Regions from separate parts of the Mus musculus genome. Here all the other regions are linked to region 1. Evidence: chromatin loops called from intact Hi-C (ENCODE). Cell type or tissue: left cerebral cortex. All regions are shown on one strand.

Evidence for each region. A loop is a pair of places that touch in the nucleus more often than their neighbours do. Peaks named below come from ENCODE experiments on the same cell type or tissue, not always from the same donor. Only the 100,000 strongest peaks of a DNase experiment are listed, where the experiment ranks them.
Region 2: it touches region 1 in a loop (3-fold over the local background); 9 of 42 quality-filtered maps call a loop at or near these places.
Region 3: a loop joins it to region 1, with 2.7 times the contacts of the local background. A loop is called at or near these places in 11 of 42 quality-filtered maps.

The regions. Positions count from the first base shown.
Region 1 is chr9:106,364,715-106,372,714 of GRCm38, forward strand. Dusp7 (dual specificity phosphatase 7) reads left to right here and starts at 3,918. Exons shown (of 3, transcript NM_153459.4): 1 at 3,918-4,609; 2 at 5,987-6,421. The coding sequence starts at 4,084. In left cerebral cortex, CTCF peaks have their summits at 3,091, 3,693, 4,270 and 7,219 (motif pointing right); DNase peaks (open chromatin) are centred at 3,138, 3,595, 3,785, 4,378 and 6 more places; H3K4me3 peaks cover 5,592 bases; H3K27ac peaks cover 5,081 bases.
Region 2 is chr9:106,472,250-106,480,249 of GRCm38, forward strand. It overlaps Parp3 (poly (ADP-ribose) polymerase family, member 3), which reads right to left and starts at 4,700. Exons shown (of 11, transcript NM_145619.3): 1 at 4,244-4,700; 2 at 3,550-3,733; 3 at 2,774-2,899; 4 at 2,431-2,619; 5 at 2,148-2,271; 6 at 1,809-2,035; 7 at 1,432-1,584; 8 at 1,184-1,270; 9 at 780-957. The coding sequence starts at 3,726. Rrp9 (RRP9, small subunit (SSU) processome component, homolog (yeast)) reads left to right here and starts at 5,060. Exons shown (of 15, transcript NM_145620.4): 1 at 5,060-5,185; 2 at 5,422-5,504. The coding sequence starts at 5,099. In left cerebral cortex, CTCF peaks have their summits at 2,414 (motif pointing left) and 4,748 (motif pointing left); DNase peaks (open chromatin) are centred at 2,431, 4,022 and 4,890; H3K4me3 peaks cover 1,886 bases; H3K27ac peaks cover 3,097 bases.
Region 3 is chr9:106,311,638-106,319,637 of GRCm38, forward strand. The region is part of intron 9 of Poc1a (POC1 centriolar protein A); the gene reads left to right. Among named protein-coding and RNA genes, the nearest start is that of Poc1a, 35 kb to the left of the region's middle. In left cerebral cortex, CTCF peaks have their summits at 291 and 639; DNase peaks (open chromatin) are centred at 397, 3,106, 5,408 and 6,648; H3K27ac peaks cover 6,128 bases.

The DNA.
Region 1 (8,000 bases):
ACAGGGATTGTAATTTGAAGCCAGTCTGGGCTATAACCCAGACTACAAAAGAGAGGTCTTGTCTCAAAAACAAACAAACAAACAAACAAACAAACAAAGCCAGAAACAAGAAACAAAGATGGAGGGGTTGCAGAAAGGAGAAGGAGAATAGGAATTCAACCTAAACACATCCAGCTTCTTCAGAGGACAAGAAAGTGACCCCTCCCTACAGACTGTGCTACTCAAAACATGACGGTCCATCTTGAAGAAATCTGCAAGCACCAGAGGAAGTCTGTTTCAAAGATGCTTAAACTGACACAGCCATGGGGTCACGAGCCACACTGGGGGAGGAGGAGGTAGGTACACCCCAATTCACATCTGTTCTTGGGGATCTGCAGCTCCTCCTAGAACACAGCAAAAGGCAGGAAATGGCCCCGCAGCACGGCCAGGCTTGTCCTCCTCCGTCATTTGGGATTGAATGTGCACACCCAGGGAAGGCAGCTGCAAACGTGCCTTGTGGGTTCCAGGTAATTAGGGATGAGACAGGGACAGAGGAAGTGGAGGACCACAAATGCCACTGGGCATCCAGACTGAAGAAGTCTGTAGAGGTGTTGCCTGGTAGCTGTGATGGAACGCAGACCGGATGGGGACAAGGGTCCTGCAAGCTCACAGCAGCGAATCTGGACAGGGACACCTAAGCTGAGATCAGAGAGTAGACAAAGGCTAGGGGGGAAAAAAAAAAGTCTGAGTTTTGTAGTTGACAGTTGTTGTGTAACAGTTTCCTCTGGGATTGAAATACTCCATCCTTCAGGGAAGTTACTTAAACAGGAAGGTAAACAACTCAAAATAGCTTCAGGAAGTCCCTGACACCGACCAGATTCACTAGGCCCCTCCCCATCAGACTAAGCAAGAAAAGCTGAGAGTCCCTCTAGGAAGACCAGAGCCCGGAGGCAAAGAAGACTCTCGAGACCAGAACAGCGGCCTGGAAGCAGCAGAAACTGGCCGAGCTACCTGGAAGAGGTCTGGAGCCACTGAGTCACTTGGAAAGGACTCTCTCCGACCTGTTGAGTTGCCCGTAGGCTGTGTGCAGTGTGCTCCAAGTTCCCAGCTTTTGTGAACTGTCACCCTCGCTGGAGTGGGCTTTGGTGATACAGCGTTCTCTGAGTCATTTCTGCCCCTGTAAGTGACCCCAATAAAACTCGTGCTTCACCAAGTTGAACTTTGGTGGTATCCATACTTTGGTCTGTCTTAGGCTTCCTAGCTGGGGCGAGGCAGATGTGTTTGTTGAGATCTCCTCAAGAATTCTTGTCACAACGGTGCAAAGGCCTGGAAGTGTGCTCTGCCTGCAAAGAGCTAAGGTAAACCCACCTACAAACCACCTTCTGGGGTCTGCTTATCCCAGGGGTGCAGACCTGTGAGGGAAGCCTTTGTCTGCTCTTCCTTTCCCTCAGGGACACCTTGGTAAGCTAGGCACTTCTCTGAGATGCAGGAGGGACTAAAGAGAATGAGGTACCAGGTTTCCAGCAAAACAAACAAACATCTGTTCCAAGGGCCTTCTCACAGTCCCTTTGAGGAAGGCTCATGGGTTCTGGGTATCCACTCAGAAGCAAGGTTTTGGGACTTCCCTCCAGCCTGGGTGGGTGGAGGCCCTGATCCTGCCAGCATCTCTCACAGGCTGCCTTTGCTGTTCTTTGTCTCCATAGTCAACCCCTCCCCATATGGCCTCCCTCATCCAAACTCTGATGCTTTTTCCATACTTACTCAAGTACACCCCTCCCCCACTGGGGGCCCGCTCCAGTTTCCAGCATCCTGCAGGTGTGTGTCCCTTTGAGGGACTCCAGAGGGGAGAAAGCCAGCCAGTGAGACATCATGGCTAATGTAAGGAATGGCAGGCTCTCTAGCCTTTCTCTAGGGCATGGGGTGGAACTATGGGTGCACCCAAAAGATGTCTTCTTTCAATGGAGCCATCACTGGGCAGAACCTAGCCAGTTCTCCCCACCTTCCATTCAGAGACCCTCAGAAGCAAGCATGTCTGCACACAATGGGACCCAGCCTTGCCTGAGGACAGCAGGAGACTCTTGTTAATGTGACTCTGGCTTGTCCCTCTGGGGGGGATGTCTCCCTAACAGCATGTTAGGAAATCATGAAATCAGCTGAGCCCATCTTTCCTAAAGAGAAAGGTCTCTCTCTGGGTTTGATTCGCAGCACCACACAGCGCTTCACAATCATCTGTAATCCTAGTTCTGTGAGATCCTACCGTCTCTTCTGGCCTCTGTGATCCATGGACATTCAAATAGAGAAAACACTTCAATCTTTTTAAAAAATTTAAAAGAAGCCGAGAGGTGATGGTGCACACCTTTAATCCTAACACTTGGGAGGCAGAGGCACCCAGGCCAGCCTAGGCTACAGAGAGAATTCCAGGACAGCCAAGAGTACACAGGAAACCCGGTCACCACTGCTTAGCGCTTAGCAAAACTGAAACCAAGAAGGGAGACTGGTACTCAGGATATACCACACATCACCAATTGGCAGGACAGATTGGGACTTAACACTTGGCCTCTGGAAGCTGTCTACCAGCTGTGTCCAGGACAGTACTCACAAAAGGGTCAGCTCTTTATATCTACAACCCCTCCTGACAAGACCCTCCCTGGCTGCCCTACTGTGGCCTTTCTCTAAGCGAATGTAGAAGAGGGCTCCTGCGGCTGAGAAAAAAAGGGAGGGGGGAGAACATTTAATTGGGAGATGGAGATTGAAACTGTAGCCCGATCGGACACCCCTGACACCGCAATCCCGGGTTAGGGTCAAGTTGGCTCAGAGATGACTAGCCCGGGACGGAGTGAGGGACTAAGCCTCAAGTTGGGATCCCCAGCCTGTTAAGAGAATGCACTCGGGGCTTGGGAGGAACAGCTCCCTCCAAGGAAAGACCGCCTTGGTCTGGTCAAAACCTTGCGGTCGGTCCTGCCGCTTTGTTTGAGCCCTACCTGCAGAGCCACGTACCTCCTGAGCCCCACCCGCCTGAGAGCCCGAACAGCACGCTGGACGAGGCCCCGCCCACTTCCAGCTGGGTGGACCCGCCGCGGGACCCGCCTCCTTTCCCCGCAGCCTCTTTCGGCGGCGATTGACTATCTGCCGAGCGCGTGCCCGCCTACCGCGAAACTTGATTGGTGCCTGGAGAGAGAGGTAGGCGAAGGGAAGCTGATTATGGAGCGCTCCCTCCCTCCTACCCGCCCCAATAGGAAAGTCACGTGGCGCTTCACTCCGGGCCAGTCACCACCGCACTTGTAAAAGCTTTCTTAAAGAGCTCGCGTTCCCTTACCCAGGGTTGGTCCTTTCAGAATTCCTCCACTTCTGCCTGCGATTTGCGAGAGCGGTCCTTGAACACCCCCCCCCCAACCCAAGTCACCTATTCCCTCAGCAGACCCTCCAACTCAGGTCTGGAACCTATGGCCATCAAGGGTTGGGATGATGCGGTCATCTGAAACTAAGACCGCCTAACACAGAGCACGACACGTAGTAGGAATTCAGTTTCCATTTGTTGAATGAACGCTATCAGAGAATGAATGAGGATAACAGACAAGAGGAGGGAAGACTGGCTCTGGGTGACCGCCCCCTGCCCCCAATCCTGAAGAAATTCTGCTTCTGTAAATGTTAGGTGGGGTCCCAGTGCAGCCTTTCTGCAAGGCACAGATGTAGGCGCTCAGCCAGAGATCTGCGAGGCCGCCTTGGCTCGCCCCTGGGCAGGTGGTAGCCAGGTCCCGGCTAGGCGGGCCCGTAGGAGCCGGCCGAGGGCGCTCCCGCGCCGCTTGCGGGGGAGGGGCTGCGGAGGCGCGGTGCCTTTAAGCCCAGGCGCCGGCCTCACGGCCCCGCCTCCCGGAGGACGCCCGGGCGCGCGGCCGCCGGAGCCGCGGTTTAATTGGGGCTGTCAGGCCGCGGCACGCGCGGAGGGCCGGCCGGGCGGGACTGAGGCCGGAGGCTGGGAGGCCGGGGCGGCGGGCGCGCGGCTCGGCGGGAGGCGGGCGCCCGGAGACGCGGCTGGGGCCAGCGCGGCCGGGGCGCCGTCCCAGGGCTGGGTTGCCCGGCCCCGGCCCCGGCCCCGGGATCCCCATGAAAAACCAGCTCCGCGGGCCCCCAGTGCGGGCGCACATGTCGACTTCGGGGGCGGCGGCGGCGGCGGCGGCTGGGGGCACTCGGGCGGGGTCGGAGCCCGGTGCGGGATCTGGGTCCGGCGCAGGCATCGGAGCGGGAGCGACGACGGGAGCGGGGGCCATGCCCTGCAAGAGCGCCGAGTGGCTGCAGGAGGAGCTGGAGGCGCGCGGTGGCGCGTCCCTGCTGCTGCTAGATTGCCGGCCGCACGAGCTCTTCGAATCGTCGCACATTGAGACGGCCATCAACCTGGCCATCCCGGGTCTCATGCTGCGCCGCCTGCGCAAAGGCAACCTGCCCATCCGCTCCATCATTCCCAACCATGCCGACAAGGAGCGCTTCGCCACGCGCTGCAAGGCGGCCACCGTGCTGCTCTACGACGAGGCCACGGCGGAGTGGCAGCCCGAGCCCGGCGCCCCCGCCTCCGTTCTCGGCCTGCTCCTGCAGAAGCTGCGAGACGACGGCTGCCAGGCCTACTACCTCCAAGGTGAGGACAGAACCTAGACCCCAGGCGGTATTGGGGCTGCGCCTCTGCTCCCTGGCGCCCTCGCTGCAGGCTGTTTCCTTTCCACTCGCTTGGCCAGGCCGGGCGCCACGTCGCCCCTGGTCCGAATCCGCCCTTCTGGGAGCCATCCCCTAAGGTGTGGATTTAGCCAGGCACAGGGAACCCGATCTGTGTTCTCTTTCTCAGCACCGTTCAGTGGCTGAAACAAACTTTCCCTTTCCTATTTAATTTTTTTCTCTGTGGATGGGTAGACAACAGCGCACAGGCTCCAGTTGAGCTCGGAGGAAGGGAGAGATCGGTACTGGAACCCAGAAAAGAGCAGGGCCCACAGGAATTTATGTCATTAGGAAGATAGGATCGGGAAGGTACCTTTTTCAGTATCACCCACCCTCCAGTGCATGGGCCCGTTTATGATGGTTTCTCTGGGATCCCACTATGGCCCCTATCAATCAGAATCACGGCTTGGAGGCACTTCTGCAGATGTGTGGGCAGTGGCCCAGGTGTGAGTGTGTGTGTGTGTTGGGGAATGGGGAATGGGCCTCAGTTCGCTGCCCCTGAGTTTATGGAAGGGGGAGACAGGCAGCTTGCCTGCGGGCCAGGGGGTGAGGGGAGCTATTGGCTGCAGCCGGTGTTTCCAATTAACATTCCAAAATGGCCTCTTGCTGGCAGCAGACAGGCTGGGAGGGGAGGGGAGTCCTGCGGCACCCTCGGGTGCCGCAGGGCCATGTCTAGCTTCATGGTGTTCCTTGTCTCTCCTGTCCTTGTCTAGCCCCCGTGGCCCCTCTCTTTGAGTCACATGCAGTGTGTCGGGTGCTTGTCCAGGGAAGGTGAATCGCTAGTACCCGGTTCCCCTCTTGCTGGGGAAAGGGACTTCACACCACCCTCCCCAAGTGTGGTTGCTTGGACTCTGCCTCTGACAGGCCCATAGGTGTTCTGGCTCCTCTCTCTTTGGAATAGGGGTTTGCTGACCTACAGGTGCTGGCCTGCGATGGGTTTGTTGGCCTTTCTTTGCCCATTGGCCACTACTGAGCAAGCACTCAGGTGTGTTGATGTATGTGGGAGGTATGGAAGAGAAAGGAGCTGGTACTTGACCTCAGGTGCTCTATATCAAGCCATAGGGCCAGTATACTTTAACAGTTACAGAACCCACTCAAAGCCTCAGTTCCCTTAACTGTGAAGTGGTGATTTTTTAGATGGCCAGAACATGAGTGAGTCCGTGTGTGATGTATTAGGCATGGTCACATTGTCCTTTGACATGGACATGTTGTGTGAGTCCTGACCGTTAATAGTCTTTTGTGGCCCATTTGGACTCACCAGACACCCCACCACCCACCACCCCCAATCTTGCCCTGACCACAGGTGGTTTCAACAAGTTCCAGACGGAATACTCCGAGCATTGTGAGACTAACGTGGACAGCTCGTCCTCCCCGAGTGGCTCGCCACCCACCTCCGTGCTGGGCCTGGGGGGCCTGCGCATCAGCTCTGACTGCTCAGACGGCGAGTCGGACCGAGAGCTGCCCAGCAGTGCCACTGAGTCGGATGGCAGCCCTGTACCATCCAGCCAGCCGGCCTTTCCAGTCCAGATCCTGCCCTACCTCTACCTCGGCTGTGCCAAGGACTCTACCAACCTGGATGTACTTGGCAAATACGGCATCAAATACATCCTCAACGTCACACCCAACCTGCCCAACGCCTTTGAGCACGGTGGTGAGTTCACCTACAAGCAAATCCCCATCTCTGACCACTGGAGCCAGAACCTCTCTCAGTTCTTCCCCGAGGCCATCAGCTTCATTGGTAGGTGTCTTTGTCTGGGCAGAGGGGGTGGGTGGGTGGGTGGGTGAGCGAGGCAAGGTGTGTGAGGGACGCTGGGTGTCGCCCCTGCCCAACTGGGTACCTCTGGGCCTGTCGAGACCTGTGTGTGCACTGCATGTGCCGGCATGTGCCCGTGGGTGTACCCGTGCTTGCTGTGACTCACGGAGTCCCTCGGGCACCTCTACCTGTTAGGACCTGAGCAGTCCCCTGAATCCTGGATTCCCCCAGCTCTCAGTACCTATTGGACTCTATGGTCCAACCTGTGTTTTTCTGGCTTTGCTGTAGTTTCAGGCGTAGCAAGCTGAAACATCACAGCTCACAGACTCCCACGGGTCTCAGTAGCTCTGCATCACGCCTCGGCACATGTGTCTCTGCAGCATGGGGCTGTCACGACGCCTCTTTTGGCTTTATTATGCTTCTGAGAGGGCTAGGAGGTAGCCCAGGGAACCAGACTGTCCCTAACCTGACACAGTGCTCTGGACATGGGGTGCCCTCCAGTGTCTCTGTGGGATCCAGGTGCTCTTAGCTGCCTCATAGAGAAGGTGGAGGCAGCTTGAGGAAGGTCTCTGTCCCCGACCTCAGCTGACTCTGGCTCCTCCTTCTGCTCCCTCCTTGGCCAGCTGGCCTGGAGGTCATCCTTTCTGGCCTCAGGTCTTAACCAGGCAGCCAGGAAAGGGCACAGGCTCAGGATAAACAGAAACCTTATGCTCTGCGAGCCTGACCAGCCTCCAGTGTCGGGGTGAGGGGGACCTGGGCAGTGTTTTCCAGATTGATGGCCACAGTGTCCAGCTGAGGGCGTTTAGTGTCAGCTGGGCTGGGCTAACTTTAACAACAGGAAGTGGGAGGCTTCCCCCGCCTCATCCGCTTACAGGGAACCAAAACTAGGTGCCCGGGCTGGGAGGAAGGAAGGAAGCTGAGGTCTGGGGGAGGGGCTGCCTAGAGCTTCCAAGCCTGCCCCAGGGGACAGAGCCAAGCAGTCTGGAGGTGCAGCCTCAGCATTTGGGCTCCCACAAGAAGGGAAGGCACAGAGAGAAGGACCCCAGGTTGCTCAGGACTAAAGCCAGGCTTGTGGATGGTTTTATTATCTCCTCCATTTCTGGTGAGACCCAAGGAAAGAGTCCAGGATGCAGAGGTGGAAGAGAAGGTTCCCAGATATGATGATAAGTGAATCAGGCCCCCCACTCCCTCATTTGGACTCCCCGAGACAGGCCTGAGCCACACTTCGAAAGCTCTGTGGGTCATCTGGGAGTGACCCTACCGTGTCACTCTGAGGGCTTTTCCCTCACCCCTTTCCCAAATTTCAAAGTCAGACCACTTGACTCCTTACAGAGCCACAACTGCCCCCTGTCCTGCCCCTAACACCAGGAGCCATCGGCCAGGCTGCCAATCCTACTGTTTGCTTAGGAGGTCTGCTAGGTGAACAGAGATGATGAGGGGAGCCTGGCCAGGCCAGAGACAGTAAAGAATAACCGGTAACTGTCCTACAGGAGAGCATCAGTTGTCAGCTGTGTCCCTGGCACAGGAGGCTTGGAGGCAGGGATCGTAAGGAGCCTGGGACTGT
Region 2 (8,000 bases), 110 kb after region 1:
ACATCTTAGTAGACCTCTTCTTCCATCTGTCTGTCTGCCAAGAACTTGAGCCCCATTTGTTTTTGCTTAGACCCTTGCTTTCTTGGACTGGAAGGTGATCGTACCCTCCAGTGATGGGGACAGCATGGGCTGATGAGGTCACTCAACTGAGGATACCCTGACTATGAACTTGGACATAACTGGAGTTATCTTTGACCTTTTCCCACACACGGCCTCACACACCCTGCTCATGAGTTCTCTCCTCTCATTTCTGCAGCTCTGGGGCCAGAGCCAGTGCCCAGAGAGGGAGGGAGGAAGGGAAGGAGGAAGAGAGAGAGACACAGAGCTAGACAGACAAAGAGACAGAGCAGAGCAGAGAGAGACAGTGGGCCCAGCCTCCACGCCTCTGTCACCCTCTCTACAGCTCCAGTCACAAGATTCTTGGATGTGTACGGCCAGCTCAGGCTCTCTGAGGCTTTCTGGAGAAGGCTCCCTTGATGGTTCCATGTCCCTGCCCCTCGTCCCCTGACACTGCTGGGAACTTCCACATAGAATGAGCTGTCCTAGTGAGGCCAGGCCCACACAGCCTTCACCCTCCCTTCAGGAGCTCTCTAGCTCCTCAGAGTCTGTTTGCTTTTATCCTATCTGCCTCCCCTCTTCTAGGACGACACATCCCCAACTGCCAGGTGCTTCTTCAGAGTCCCGGAGCCCTGGGACACCTCACTGTGTCAGTAAAGCGCTCAGTCTCTGTCTTGGGGAGCCCCCATCCCCACCCAGGTTTTCACCCAGGGGTGCCTCACCATAGCCAGCTGACTTGCTGTTCTCAGAGGCAAAATAAATACCCTTGCCAACACGACCACCCGAGTGTGGCATGATTCGGAGCCCACTGGTGAGGATGGCAGCCACCACGGCCACATTGGTGCCGTGCCACAGCAGCCTCCGATTGCCCAGTTTGGAGTGGGCCTGGAACCTGTCTCCCTGAGTGGGGGAAGGTAGAAAATGGCAGCAACATGCCTCGAGAGGGTTCAGGTGTTCCTCCCTCTTCTTGGGTGACCGATGCCTAGGGCCCCATGGGTCCCTGGCATACGCTTGACCTGGAAACTGGTCAAGGTTGTTAAACCAGCTTAGCAAGGGGCGGATAAGTAAATGCTCCCCACCACCCCCAAGGGACAGGGTGGTGATACAGGGGCTGACTCTCCCTCACCTCCCCTTCTCGGTTCACTTTCCAAACATGCCGCAGGTCTGGGCACCTGTAGCTGTTGCCAGTCTGTTTCAGGTAGGTCTGTATTGCCTGTGGAGAAGAAAGGCCAGTGGCCAAAGGTGGGAGACTTGTGGACTAGTGTCCTTGTGGTCTTCCTGCTCCAGAGCGCTCCTTGGGTCAGGGCACATGGGAGGGAATGCTGCAAGCCAGGGGCTCCCAGGGTACCTCCAGGGCAGGTGTTCAGAGTTCACCTTGTACTCGGACTCCCCGGAGTCCAGCAGTTGAAGCTGGCACCTGAGGAGCTGGTAGTCTCGATCCAGTGGGTGTGGCACCTCTTCCACTTTCTCCTCCTCCTCCCCAGGGGCTGCCTGCAAGGTCTGCGCCAACTCGATGTCCGCTAGCACCTAAGATAACGGGCACTGGACCTTGTCTGCCCTGTGGGCTTCCACTTCTGCCCCAGCCCCTCCCATGTGACAGACACCCCACTGCCTATTCCATCTCCTCCCCATCTCTCTGTCCAGCTCTCTCCTCTCTTGGCTCTCAGCCTGTCCCTCTGGACCACGTGGCCATGTGCCCCTCTCCTCTTTGCCCAGGCTGCCTGGTATTCTCTGGGCTGGCCAGCCCTCACCAGCAGCATGTCCTTCTTGGCCTGAAGCACATCAGGGGAGTTGATGGGCGGGGGTCGGCTGCGGCCGAAGTTGTGTGGGATGACAGTGTAGAAGCAGGAGGAGAGCTCTTCCAGGCTCTGGCCATCCCCTGTGGGGTTTTTCATGGCCTCCTCTAGAGCTTCCAAGGCCTCGAAGCCACGGGCAATCTGCTGCTTGGTCAGCTTTCCCAAGGGCATCTTCTTCACATCTGGGGGATGAAGGGACGAGCTGAGCCCTGTAGCCCCTGAGATCAGGGGTGGGGGTGGGGGTGGGGGTGGGGGTCAGGGGTAGCTGCCACCCTGCAGAGAGCTCCTCCTCACCCAGGTTCATGAGGGTCATTGCATTCTTGAACATCTCTTTGCTGAAGATGTTGGTGATAAGGTTCTGGGTGGCAGGGTCTAGGGAGCAGGGCTTGACCACGGTCCTCACAGGGCCGCTGTACACCTGGGGAGATAAGGCCTGCTCGGGCAGCAGCCATTAGGCAGAATGCCCACACAGGGAGCAGGGCCTCGGCTGAGACCAGAGAGGGAGGATGGGACTGGAGGATGGGCTGGCAGGCAGTCCCTCCCCTCTACCCCCTGCTGCCCCCTGCTGCCCCATCACCTTCACTACAGCCTCTTGGCTCTCTGCTTCTCCCTGGACTTCTATAAGTGTGTACTTGTTGGGCTGGGCCACAAAACGGTCCCGCTCCTCCCATTTGTTTTTAGTCTTCTCCCAAAATTTCTTCTTAAAGTCCTTCTTTGCATCTTCCAGGCAGGTGAAGTGGTTCATCTTGCTCTGGCCCACCTCTCCCTGCAAGGGACAACTTTCAGGGGTGTGTCCACCAGCAAGATTTGCTGGTCTCTGGGCTGGGCCCTCCAAACAGCTGCAGACGAAGCCAGCTCTTTGGATGCCCAAGGGGGGGAGGGGGGATGGGGGAGGGCAGCCCGGGCGATGGCTCGCTCACCACGCGGCCCCAGCGATTCCAGCAGAAGAAGCGACTACCCTCCTCCAGCAGTTGGATAATATAGAACTTGTTGTTGTTGTTGCCGATGTTGGTCTGGTTCAGGGTACAGTCATAGTCCTCGTGGACCTGTGTAGGGTGAGTCCGTGGGGCGTGGGCTGGGTGTGTACACCAGGGAACATCATGGGGGGGGCCTTGTCTTTGGCACTTGGGTGTCTCTGCCCTTGGGGGGCAGGGTCACAGTCTGACTGGATGTGATGAAGCCCTGCTGTGGGCTTGGGAATTTGGAGAGGATGCAGCTGCTTCCTGGGTGGGGGAATCTGAAAAAAGACCTGGCTCTGCCCTGAGGGCTCAGTTTGAGGGAACACGGAAGAGGGTCCCGGGGGAAATTGAGTCAGGCCCCTTCCTTGAGTGTGATGCACCCTAGTGTCTGATGGTCAGACATGGTACACCTTGACCCAATGGAATAACAGCCCACCTTGGCAGTCTTCAGAAGACAGGTACGCAATCCCTGGCTAGAACAGAGAACCCAAGGAGGAGAAAGAAGGCTGTGGTCTGCCAGGCGGTGGTGGCCCACGCCTTTAATCCCAGCACTTGGGAGACAGAGACAGGCGGATTTCTGAATTCGAGGCCAGAGGCCAGCCTGGTCTACAAAATGAGTTCCAGGACAGCCAGGGCCATACAGAGAAACCCTGTCTTGAAAAACAACAACACAACAAAACAAGCAAACAAAAACAAACAAACAAAAAGGCTGCGGTCTGAACATGGCTTCAGCTCACCTGTATCCCGGGGTTCCGGCTGAATGGACATGAGGGGTCCACACGGATGACCCGATTATCAGCAGGTGCTGCTCTGAGAGCCTCGGCAGTGGACCGGAAGCTGTCCTCCTCCTCTGTCCCTTGTCGCCGCTTCTTGGAGCCCTCAGTCTGCACAGAGGCCTTTCGTTTTGGAGCCATGGTTCTCCTGGGGCAAGAGGTAGGGAGCGTTCAGATTTGCCCTTTAGGAGGCTGGCCTCCTACTCCTTGGTTTACATATCCCCATCTCCAAACCTGCACTTTGTACCTCAGAGATGCAGAAGCTTAGAGCCCGTCAGTTCTGCCCACCCTGGAGTTAGGAAGCAGTTGGCTCGAGGTGTTCCCCGAGGCAGCAGAAAAAGTGAAAGCCGGCTCACCCCACCCACGCTGGGGCCCTTCCCCTTCTAGAACATTTCCTCCTCCTGTCAGTCATCTGGCTAGGTTGCTGGGCTGAATCATCTGAGCTACAGGGGAAGGACCCTATAAGTTGCCCTTCTGCAGCTGGATCTACCTCTCTAGAGCTTAGGACCAAGTGGTGTAGCCTTTTGCTAACAGTCCTGAGTTCTGGGGTGCCAGCCAAAGTTTCAGGCTTTCAAGTGCCAGAGAGAGCAAGAGCCACTTTAACCTCACCCTTCCCTGCCCTGCAGAGGACTCTAGGGCAGGGCCAAAGGACACTCACCCAAATGAAACAGGACCCTGGAAGAGGTGGCTGTTATCCAGCCCGGTATCAGGAATGCTGAATGTGCCTCCTAAGAAACAAGTTCCAAGTCTGGGATCCCATCTAGCGACCCTTCGTGAGCCTTCAGCTAGTTTTTGGTAGGGATTTCCCAGCAATCACGTGAGGAGGGGAAAGAGCTTGGGGGTGGTGTAGAATTCCAGCTTTTGGCCGCTAGTGGGGTGAGTCAGAGGCTGGGTAGGCTGAGGTTGGTGGCCAGTCCCAGAGATGAAATGACAGTAATGTAGACGTATCCAAAGCCGCTCGGACTGACTGGCCCCTCATGCAGCTTTGACTAGGCACATACAGCATATATCCATTATTTGCCCGGTGATTTTGGCTCTGGGTTCGGATGCTGTCTCCTCTCCAGAGCTGCCTGAATTCCATTCCTTAAGTTTTAGAGTCTGGTTGTATTAGCTTCAATCGCTGTTCCAGCGGAAAAATCACAGAACCCCGCACCTCTGGCTCCACCTTGTGGCCATAAGACGCAAGCACCGCATGCCCTCCTGGCCCCACCCCTCCCTGCTAGTCAGGCGTTAGCAGAGCGCAAGCGCCACAGGCCCAGGCCGGAAATCGCAAGAGAGACTTGCTTCCTACTCCAGGCTGGCGCCGGAGCCTATAGGAGCTCTTGAAGGCGTGTCCAGCTGCGTCGGTCCAATAGACGTTTGGGGGCGTGGCAGGATCTTCTCAAGGGCCCAATGGAGCTGCGGAAGGTGGGGCCCGCTGCGCCGTGGGAACCTATCAGGGCTCCGGGTCTTGCCATGCGGCTGGGGTTTAGCAGCCATGTGAGTTCTTCGGGGTAGCGGCACCTTGAACAGTATGTCGACCGCCGTGGCAACTCGTAAGCGGGCAAAGCCAGCTCCCGGGCCCGGGGCGGCTCCGGTGGCCGGCAAGCGGCGGCGAAAGGTGAGCATGGTGTACTCTTGGGCGCGACCGATCTAGCTCCTGGGAGAGCCATCGTTCCATCCCAGGGCCCCCATCGGGGCAAGTATCTTTGCCAAGGGCTCCGTCAGAAGGAAGCCTACATCTCTTTTCTTCTATCCACCAAATCCTGGGAAACCTTCTACTTGGCCAGGGCCAGGTGCTACTTGCCTCTCTCAGTCCTGGGCCTCGTGACCAAGAGAGGATCGTTTGATTTCCAGGTAGACTCTGCTGCGGACAGGGGCAAGTCCAAGGGTGGCGGCAAAATGAATGAAGAGATTTCCAGCGATTCTGAGAGCGAGAGGTGAGTTTTTACCGGGAGGAAGGATAAACGGAGGCTCGTGGTGACTAGAAGACTCAGTGCGACTGGCAACAGAGCTGGGTGTTTGGCTCGAGATCCTGGGTCTACCCTCCAGTTTCCGGCAGTGAGATATCGTCGTTTATCTCTGATGTGTCTATGGGGAAGACGCTGGGCTCCTGTGGGAGGGAGAGCTTGGGACCTTTTTTCGCTTTATGACATGGAGGCAGGCACAGGTCTGGATTGATTGAGAGGCAAGGAGAGAACGGTACAGAACACATCCTCCTGTTCTTAATTCCATCTTCACACAGTACCACAACGACTGGTGTCCTTGGGCACCTTTTTGAGATGAGGTCTCTGTTGTTTTGCCCAAGGTGGCCTTGATCTCCTGGGTTCGAATGATCCTAGGCTTCAGCTTTGTACTGTCACATATGTAGCCTTCCTAACATTAGGGTCTTGTTTCACTGTTGCGAACACGGGTGAGCAGGCAAGTGGAGAGAGGCCGTGTCAGTGTCTGCAGGTGTGTATCTTGGAGACATGTGTTGTGAGAACAGAAGAAGCCTTTTAAAAAGTTGAGCCTGGAGAGACGAGGAGTGTCCTGGAGCGGTAGGGAAGAGGTTCAGGGACCAGAGACAAATCTGGGGTATTAGTGTGCCAGGGTGGAAGGAAGAAAGGATAAACCGGCAGGTGATAGGTACAGGCCAGGGTAGCCGTGAACTTAAGAGATCTGCCTGCTTCTGCCTCCCGAGTGCCAGGATTACAGACCTGGCTATCAGTTCTGCTTCTAAAAGTGAATATGTGGTGCCTTAATTTGCTCAGCTTTTTTTTTTTTTTTTTGGCAAGGTTTTTCCACGTAGCCATGGCTGTCCTGGAACAACCTGTATAGATCAGGCTGGCCTTAACCTCAAAGACATTGCCTGCTTCTGCCTCCAGGACCTGTGCTAAACACTTTGGGTATTTATTTATTTATTTATTTATTTATTTATGTGTGTGTGTGTACATGCTGATGCCCATGGGAGACCGAGGACATTGGAGCCCCTGGAACTGTCACATCAGGGGGTTGCGAGCGAGCCACCTGAGGGGTGCTGGGACTGAACCCAGGGTCGCTGTAAGAACAGCAGGAGTTCTTAGCCGATGAGCCATTTTTTTCCAGCCCATTCTTTACCACCTCTTAAGTCTTTTAACTTGTGTCACGAAATAAATGTGATAACTACAGAAGCACCACTCAGTTTTCTTCTGCTGATCTAACTTGGGTGAAAGTAAAAATAAATGCGTACACACCTTAAATTCAGGGTTGAAACAGCTTTTCTTTCAAAAGGGATTTTTTTTTTAAACAAAAAGTGGTGCTGGGCGTGGTGGCGCACACCTTTAATTCCTCAGTACCTAGGAGGCAGAGGCAGACAGATCTGTGAGTTTGAGGCCAGCCTGGGCTACGTGGCGAAAATATGTCTTGGGAAACAAAACAAAACAAAACAAAAAAGCAGAATTGCTAAATGCCGTTTATAAGGTCTCAGCATCAAGTGTCTTTACCTGCTGAGCCGCCACACCTCTAACTCTAGTCTGCTTTTCTGTGTGTGGGCCCTGAAGTAAGAGACTGATTGGTTTGGATGCACTCAGAAAGGACATAACTCTGGGCCAAGGTCTGGCCTTGACTTTCCTGAGACATGGTTTTTTGTTCTGTTCTTTTAGGCAGGGACTTTGTAACTCTGGCTGCCCTGGAACTCGCTATGTAGACCAAGCTGGCCTCAAACTCAGAGAGACCTGCCTGCCTCTGCCCTCAAGTGCTGGGACATGCCCCAGGACACTGCTATTCCTGATGGGTTTTAAAGTCCCTTCTGGAGGAAGTCCTGGGCAGGGTGCTGGGCGACAGCAGGTAGCTGATGGGATGTCTGCAGGCTTGTGATTAGGGGTGCAGCTGTCTTGGTCTGCTGGCTGAGAGTTCGAAACACCTACCTAAGCTCCCAGAAACAGGTCTAAGCTGGACCTGTCTGTGAGTGAAGGGAGTGTCCTGAGCTGGCTCACGGACACTGGGGCCTAGAAGGGACAGCAAGAAATTCCATCACACGTGGTTTAGTCAGTACTACTTAGGATTCACTTGGAACCTAGTCCTCGGGGTACAAGGAGGGTGCAGGGCAGCAAGCCTAGGGTACCCCAATATGTCTGTGTCTTGGAGTGGTTGTCATCCTGGCATCTGCGTTCTCTGTTCTGCATGCTGGGTTCCCTGTTTGCAGCGCCCTGTGCCTTGTGCCTTTGTCCCTTAGCTTGGGAAGCTCAGTAGAAGGACAGGACCAGTTCTCTGTTACTATGTACCTGACCATGTCTTCTTAGCTGGGACTTGTAGAGATTGTCTTATTCTAGCTCAGGCTGACCTTGAACTTGTGGCAGTCTCCTTGTCTTCGCCTTCCAAATTCTAGGATTTTAGGTGTGCCACCGTGCCTGGCTTGACAGTGCGGTTTTCTAGAGCATGGTGACTGAGTTCAGGACCTCGCTCTGTCACTGAGC
Region 3 (8,000 bases), 53 kb before region 1:
TTAGGATTGTCAGGGAGTTCATGGGGCCAAGCACATGTGAAACTTCTGACTTGTGCTTTCTCCAGTGTGGCCATTGGAAACCAGAGGGACAGACCTTGCCTGGATCCTTGCTGCTCCCGCATCCCCTAGCAGAGACTGGCAAGGACAAGCTTGTGAGCCTTTGGAGGTCCTTCACCCTTGAGCCGCCCTGCCTGTGACCTCGTCTCTGAACGTGACGTTTCAGCTTTCAGATCCTGGAATGAAGGCTGTCCTTAAACTCACTCGGAGAGGAGCTGTGCTCACTGTGGAGCTATTTTCAACCTCTGGTTGAGATTCACAGCTTATTTTTAGGCACATTTCATGTTGAAAAGCAAAAGCCATTTTCCAGCCATTCAGACTGAGAAGAATGGGTGCCATTTTCCCTCTGTTCTTGGTCGAGTTGTACAAAGGAGGGATTTCAGGGCTCGTGGCTGGGGTTCTTTCTATGCTTGGAAGATTGCACATGAAGGATTCCAGGCCACGCTGTGGACTGAGAGTAGGCAGGAAGCTCCATGCTCTGCCCTGGAAGAAGGATAGAAGGATGGCTTGTGGGCAGATGAGTGCCTCCTGGAGGGGTACGGGTGGGGGTATCCAGAGGGCTTCTCTGTAGCAGATGCTTGTAGTGGTGTTTCAGGGAACTACTGCTTAGCCTGTTCCTTGCTGCAGCCCTGCCCACTGTTCTTACCCATCCTCCTGTTCTCTGGACTGAAGGGTCTGTTCCTTAGGCAGAAAGACCCTGGTGTCTTGGCTGATTTCAGAGTTAGCATCTTGCCCACCCCAAATCTTCTCCAGGACAGATTTCTACTCCAGCTGCAGAAGTACTTAAAAAAAAATATTTATTTTATGCATATGAGTACACTGTAGCTGTCTTCAGACACATCAGAAGAGGGCATCACATTCCATTACAGATGGTTGTGAGCCACCATGTGGTTGCTGGGAATTGAACTCAGGACCTCTGGAAGAGCATTCAGTGCTCTTAACCACTAAGTCATCTCTCCATCCCCAAAAGTACTTTTAAACATCTTGTTTGTTTTGTATTGGACAGGTCTCTCCACATAGATCAGGCTGACTTTGAGCTCAGAGATCTGCCTGCCTCTGACTGCATACTAAAATTAAATGCATTAAATTAAATGCCCAACTTTTAAAATCTACTTTTAATGAATAAGGATGGATTTATTTGGATCTGCCCTTATTTTTGCCATAGTCAGAGGCTCATTATGCAATTGAGGAGTTGTACTAGGTGGGGTGGGAAATGAAGAACACCTCGTTCTAGGTAGTTCAATGAAACGGACAGAGAAAAACACCACCCCACTTCCTGAACTCTCAAGGTTGGCAGCTCCGGGTTAGAAATTAACCTTGGTCTGTGGGTTGAGGGCGCGTCTCTGCTCACTTCTCAAGGTGACATTTGAAGGAGGAAAGCTACCTGTGGTTAAGAGCTTGGCTTCTGGCTCCCGACCAACCAGTGGCTGGATCTCTGAGGTCTTGGTTCCTCTTCTCAACCTGGGAGACGCTGGGTCCTCCTTTGGTGAGATTTCACGGGTGGTATGCCAAGCAGCGCCTGGCTCTGTTCCTGGCACATGGGCAGTGCCCATGAAGCATAGCCATTTCAAGAATGTTCTTCTCCCTCTTTGGTCTTCTGAGAGCCAGTCAGAGGGACCAAGTGTTCAAACTTGAACTTCTGGGGAGAGGGACACTGGACAAGGGTGTGGGTGCATTGCTGACTGGGATAATTTCCGGTGCTGGCCTCCCTCAGGTGGTTCGTGTGGGGACCAGGGAGGGTTTTAGACCCCTCCAAACATATATTGTTTGTCTTAACTGACAGATCCAAAGTCCTCTGAGCTTGCAGAGTAGAAGGTAAACCTCTGAGGAGGGTAGAAACAATCACATATATACACTTACACAATGCACCACACATATACATACCACACGCATCCATCACACCATACACAACACACACAAACAACACACATATCACACACACACCACACATCACACACCACACACTATATCACACACACACCACACAAACATACCACACACTATATCACACACACATCACATACACAAACATGCCACACACACACACTCCATACATACTACATCACACATACAGACACACAGACACACACACATACACACACATCTTCAAAACTCTTAAGGACAAAATGCCCAGGAACCTCAGAGCCTTAGTGCTAGAACCTTTCCCAGAGAAGTGATTGGCTTAGCCAAGGGTATCTGCCCTTAGCCCAGGGCCTCCTCCTTGAGACCCCCTCTTCTACCTTGTGCCTCAAGTTCTAAGGGCAAAGTTCTAGTTGTCCGCTATGCCTGTGTTTTGTTTTGGGTTCTGCCATGTGCTTCTGGTTTTTGGGTGCAAAGGAGATTTGATTTCTGCTCCATAGCTATTTCCCCTATTCTGAGGATCTGGAGGGTCCTGAGTGTTTGTGGGGGTTTTCAAGACCTAGCTTTTCCCCACAGGAACCTCACCTAAGGAGGCACAGAGGAGGAAACATTTCCATTTGCCCCAAGGATCTCATCTCGGTACCTTTTGGCTGCTGTAACAAAATACTGTGGACTAAGTAGCTTTTAAACAACACATGAATGTCATGACATTCATGTCTGATAGTTCCAGAGGCACTGGTGAGGATGTGCTGGTACGGGCTAATTCCTTTCCTCTGTGTTCTACTGCAGTAAACAGTGCTGGCTAAAACCCTTTTATAAGGGCACTAATCCTAATCAAGACGGCTCTGTCCTCATGACCCAGTTACCACCTCCCCCCAGAGGCTTAATTCCAAATATGCTAGGGATTATGATTCTAACGTATAAATTTTATGGGGGATACAAATGCTCAAACTATTAGCAGTTTGACTTCCTGCATTGGGTCTGTTTCCCAGAATATAAATGTCTGGTGCTGGCATTTGCTTTTGTAGTGAGAAATAAGGACTCAAGCTGGGTGTGGATGGCACACGTCTATAATTCCAGCCCTTGGAAGGTGGTGGGAGGAAGATTGGAGGCCAGCCTGAGCTACAGGGGAGCCTGCCCCCAAAAAACAAAATGTAAAGTAAAGGAAACTTGAATTTGAAGGCATGCTCAGCAGGAGGGTCATTGAGGGTATCTGAAGCAGAACGAACCCCAGATTTATGTGTCTAAAAAGGAACTTCTCCCTTCTCCACTTGACCCCATTTCTGGCTTTTTTTCTTTTCCCTCAAGACTGTTAAAGGGAAATCTTGGCTTTCTGTCTGCTCCAGTGAATCAGATGTCCAGGAGTTGCACAGCTTGGAAAAGGGTTGGTTTTACAGGGCCCATTGCCCCATCATTTGGTGCTGCCCTTGCCTCTGGGCCCAGGGCATCTTGGTCGTTGTGCGGTGTCTCTTTATGTGTATACGTTGTGCACCTGGCTGAATGACCAGCTTTGTCCATCGTGTTCCTCATCTCTGTGAGTCATAGCTTGGCCCCTCTCCTGAGGGGCCCCGATCCTCTGTTTGGTGTTGGGATGCTTTGTAGATCTCAGAGGACTTTGAGGGACTTAGGAACAGTGGGGATGTTAAGACTGTTGTATATCTCTGTGTGGCTCCTGGCACAATTCATTCATGCCTTCTGCATGCAGAGGAGGAGCCTACACTCAGATCATATGACATTCTGGTAAATGGTTCTAGACCCAGTCAAGTGCGGGCCCCTGGGTTGGGATGCAGCAAAACCAAGAGGGCCTTGGATGAAGAATCAAAAGGCGTCTCCCCATTTCTCCTTCAGCACCCTCAGACCTAAGACAGGCCCCCAGGCTCAGTGTGTGTGTGAGTACACACTCACATGTAGAACCGTGGCATTGCTGCCTTAGGGGCTGTGTCTGCATTCCTACCGTTGTTGGTCAAGTGTGATCATTAGTGCCTACTGCTGCTGCTTAGTGTCACGCTGCAGACATGGCGTGCTGCGGATCCAGAAACAGGACTGGGATGTCAGGTAATCTGGCTGCTCAGATGCCTTCCTGGTGTGAAAGTGGAAATCTTACAAGGACGGATTGCATTTGCACAAGGTGACATTTGCAGGAGTCCATGTTAGCTGTCAGGATAAAGACAGATTTTTGTTTTGAGTCTCACTATAAGATCTTGGCTGCTGTTCTCAAACTCATAGCGATTTGTCTAGTTCCTGCTGCTTCCCCATTATTGGGATTAAAAGTGTGTGCCACCACGCCCAGCCAAGGCAGTCTTTTTAACATTTGACATATATTTATTGTCAGAAGCTTCTCCAATTGGTTCTCAAACTTAGTGGTGCATCATAGCAATATGGGGATGTTAAAACGTAACTGCCGGCTTGGCCATCCCCAGGGTGTCTTACTTGCTAGAGAGTTTCTACTTCTAACACATCAGACAGCGATGTGGCCAGTGCAGACCACTCTGAAAATTGGTCTATTGGAAGATGTGTCCAGTGGTGTTTGACATCCCAGACAAGGAGTCCTTTTCCATCTTAGATATTTCTGTGACTGGTTCAAGTTGCAGCTTAGGAGAGGCAATTGAAGAGAGGGATGTGGCTCTGGTTTGAATCTTCAGTATTGTTCCAAGAGATTCCAGTGCTGTCCTGTGAGTCTTTTAAACCTATAAGCACCCATCAGTGGGCTTAGAACTAGGCAGGCTGACCTACAGCCTTCTCACCAGCAAAGACTGTCAGGAAGGAAGATGCTGCCCTGGCATGGGCTTCTGCCAGGCTTGTCTTTCCCTCTTGCCTCCTGGCTGCTGTTAGATGCTGTCTATAATCTAGTAGTTTGTTCTTGAAGCTCCATTTCCAGCCACTGCTTTCTGCATTGTCCTCAATGTCTCTTTTTGTGTCTCTGTTTCCTACCTCTGTTACATCCCTTAGATGTGGATCCTTAGACCAGCTCCATCCTCTAGAGAGCCTGCTGACTCTTGAATCTGCATGGAGCTCAGAGGCCTCAGGTTCAGTTCTGCATGCATCAGGACTCACCCAGCATGTAAATCCAACCATGCACACCCTTCTTTTGAGCTCTGCTAACTCCTTTGGGAGATCTTCCTTCTTGCTGTGGGCTCAGGACTGTTGGGAGCCCCACTTCTGCATGCGGAGAGATGGTTCCAAGTCAGGCAACAATGGGGTAGCCAAACCATTGTGCTTAGCCATAAGGCGCACACAGCCCTTGAGTGCCTGTCATCTCAGCAACTGCTGTGGCGTTGCCATTTTTCTGATGATGATGACAAGCCCTGTCTGTCCACACTTTGCAGACCCCCCCTCTCTACAGAAGAGCCGGCAGAGCCACAGAAGAATGCAGCCAGCTTTGTGGTGCAAGCAGAGCACGCATGAGCACTGGGCCTTCGGGCGCTTGAGGCTCGTCCTTTTCTCTTCTTTTGGCTCTATTCTATTTTTTAAACCCAGAAAGCTGAAAGTGGGAGAAACAAGCCCCATGTAGAAACAGGCCCAGATGCTTGAGCTAGCTCTGCTTCTCTGTTCCCAGCAGAGATGCCTTCCACCATTGGTTCTTTCCAGATGGTACCTCCTTCATGCAGTCTTTCCCAGGCTGGAAAGTCTTTCTCTTTCTCCTCTCCTCTCCTCTCCTCTCCTCTCCTCTCCTCTCCTCTCCTCTCCTCTCCTCTCCTCTCCTCTCCTCTCCTCTCCTCTCCTCTCCTTCCTTTTTAAAAAACAAGCAAACAAACAAACAAACAAACAGGGTCTCTGCATAGCTTGGCCATCCTGAAAATCACTATGTAGGCCAAACCAGGCTGGCCTGGAACCCAGAGATCAGTCTGCCTATCTCCTGAGAACTAGGATTAAAAGTCATCACACCTGGCCTTTTCTATTTTTAGATAGATAGATAGATAGATAGATAGATAGATAGATAGATAGATAGATAGATAGATAGATAGATTGTGTGTGTGTGTGTGTGTGTGTGTGTGTGTTACAGTGAAAGAGTAGAAGTCTGAAGACAACTTTCAGAAGTTAGTTCTCTCTTTCTACCATGTGGGTCTTGAACTCAGGTCATCAAATTTGGAAGCAAGCACCTTGACTCCCTGAGCTATCTCCTCAGCCCTAGGTTGTCTTCTGACCACGCCTGCCCAGAGCCGCCTGCTTCCCAGAGTACGTACGCTCTCCTTTCCACCATCAGTTGCTCACAGCCCTAGGCCTGAGCTTGGCTCTCCCAGAGCAGCCAGTGTGCGCCTGGGACAGGATGCTGAGGAGTCAGGGTGTGGAGGCCATTGCCTGGGACCACCGAGTCATGTGCCTCAGTGCGTGAGCCTGGTAGCTGACTGGCTTTGGCCCCTTCCTTAAGGCTGTTTTTGGTTTTTGTTTTTACATTTTTGTTTTGTTTTTTCATGGTCTCAGACTAAATGAAGAAAGTAACTTTCTGGCTTCATTTGTTCCTCTGGCAGCTGCTGGCATGGGGTGGTACGGGCATCCCTCGGGCCACAAAGGGAGGTAGAAGCTACATGTCTGGATTAGACTCCAGAGCTTCTCATTTGAAATGGAAAACCCCTTTTTGCATTTTATATTTTCCAGATTGGCTAGTGGTGTTGACCATGTGGTGTAAGGGTGTTGGATAATACTTATGTTTATGTTCTTATTGGTTACCATGGCAAAAGAAAAAAAAACTCAGAATAGATGGTTTCCATGGAGATTATCTTACTGTTAGTTTCCCTGAAGGCCTAGACACTGCTGTGGGCTCAGTGGATACTGTTACTGCTATCAGAGGCTCTCTCTATGAAGTGCCATCGCCTTGCACAGACATTCTTTCCAGTTGGGCAGAGCATCTGCCTCCCATGCTTGCAGAGCCCAGTACCCTAAAGGTGGTGGCGACCTGTGGCTCTGCTTCCTGCCAGAGTTTCCCAGTGTGGCCTCAGCCCACAACACTTGTCATCAAAACAAACAAAAGCCCTTGTGTGGCAGAATAATTCAGATTAGCACTGGAGTGGAGCAGATAGCATACCAACCCCTTCATCTGGATTCTTCACTTGCCAACCTTACATCTTCCCCACGCTTGTTAGAAGCCCTCAGAGCACTTCTTTAATTCCAGATACAGCATTTTACTCTAAATAAGGATTTTCCTTGATTGCATAACTGTAAGGCTATTGTCACATCCAACAAAATTAATGATTCCTTCATAATAAATACCTAGAACATGTTGACGTTTTCCCACAAGTGAATATCAAGAATGTCATTTTGTGGGGCTGGGGATATGACTCAGTTGACAGAGTACTGTGTTTGATTCCCAGCACCAAATAAAAACAGGTGTGGTGATCTATGCCTGCAACCCTGGCCTTTGGGAGCAAAGGCAAGAGGATCATAAGTTCGAGTCATCTTTGGCTACATAGCAGTTTCAGAGCCAGCCTGGGTCACATACGACTGGGACAGGGGTGGGAGTAGGGGTGTCTTTTCACTCGAGTAAGGATATAAAAACTTGCATGCCCATGTGTATCATCCTGCTGTCTCCGCTCTCTTCTCCACCCTGCCCATAGTTCTGAGTCAGGCCAGGAACAAGGGCACCTCCTGGACCCACTGTCCTTTGGGAGACCCAACTCTTCCTGGAGCTATAGTGCCTACATAGGCAAGCTATTGCTAGGTGACCTGGGCCAGGCACTGGATAGGATACGCTGGCCTTCTTTGGAGCCTGCAGGGGGAGGGGAGAGAGGGATGATGTAACTATAGTTCTTTCTGCTGTCTGCAACTTCATTTTCCAGGAAGGAGAGGTCATGAGACCCCATGGGACACAGCCTCCCTAGGAAGCATGGGGCACTGGCATCGGATTCTAACTAATCTGAGGCCAGCTGCCTCTGCTGATTGGCTAGAGTCAGGCCTGGATATCTGTCTTGGCAGGCCTAGTTCATATACTTTTATGCTGTGCAAAATATGAATTAACTGAGCTTGGGAGTGATGCCTGGGGTCTGATCGGTGGCTCTGCCACTCTCCATTGAACTAAGTGCAAGGAAAGTTTAAAATAGTCTAGCCTTTGTTCCCAGAGTTTTAAAATTCAACTCCAGTAGTTACAA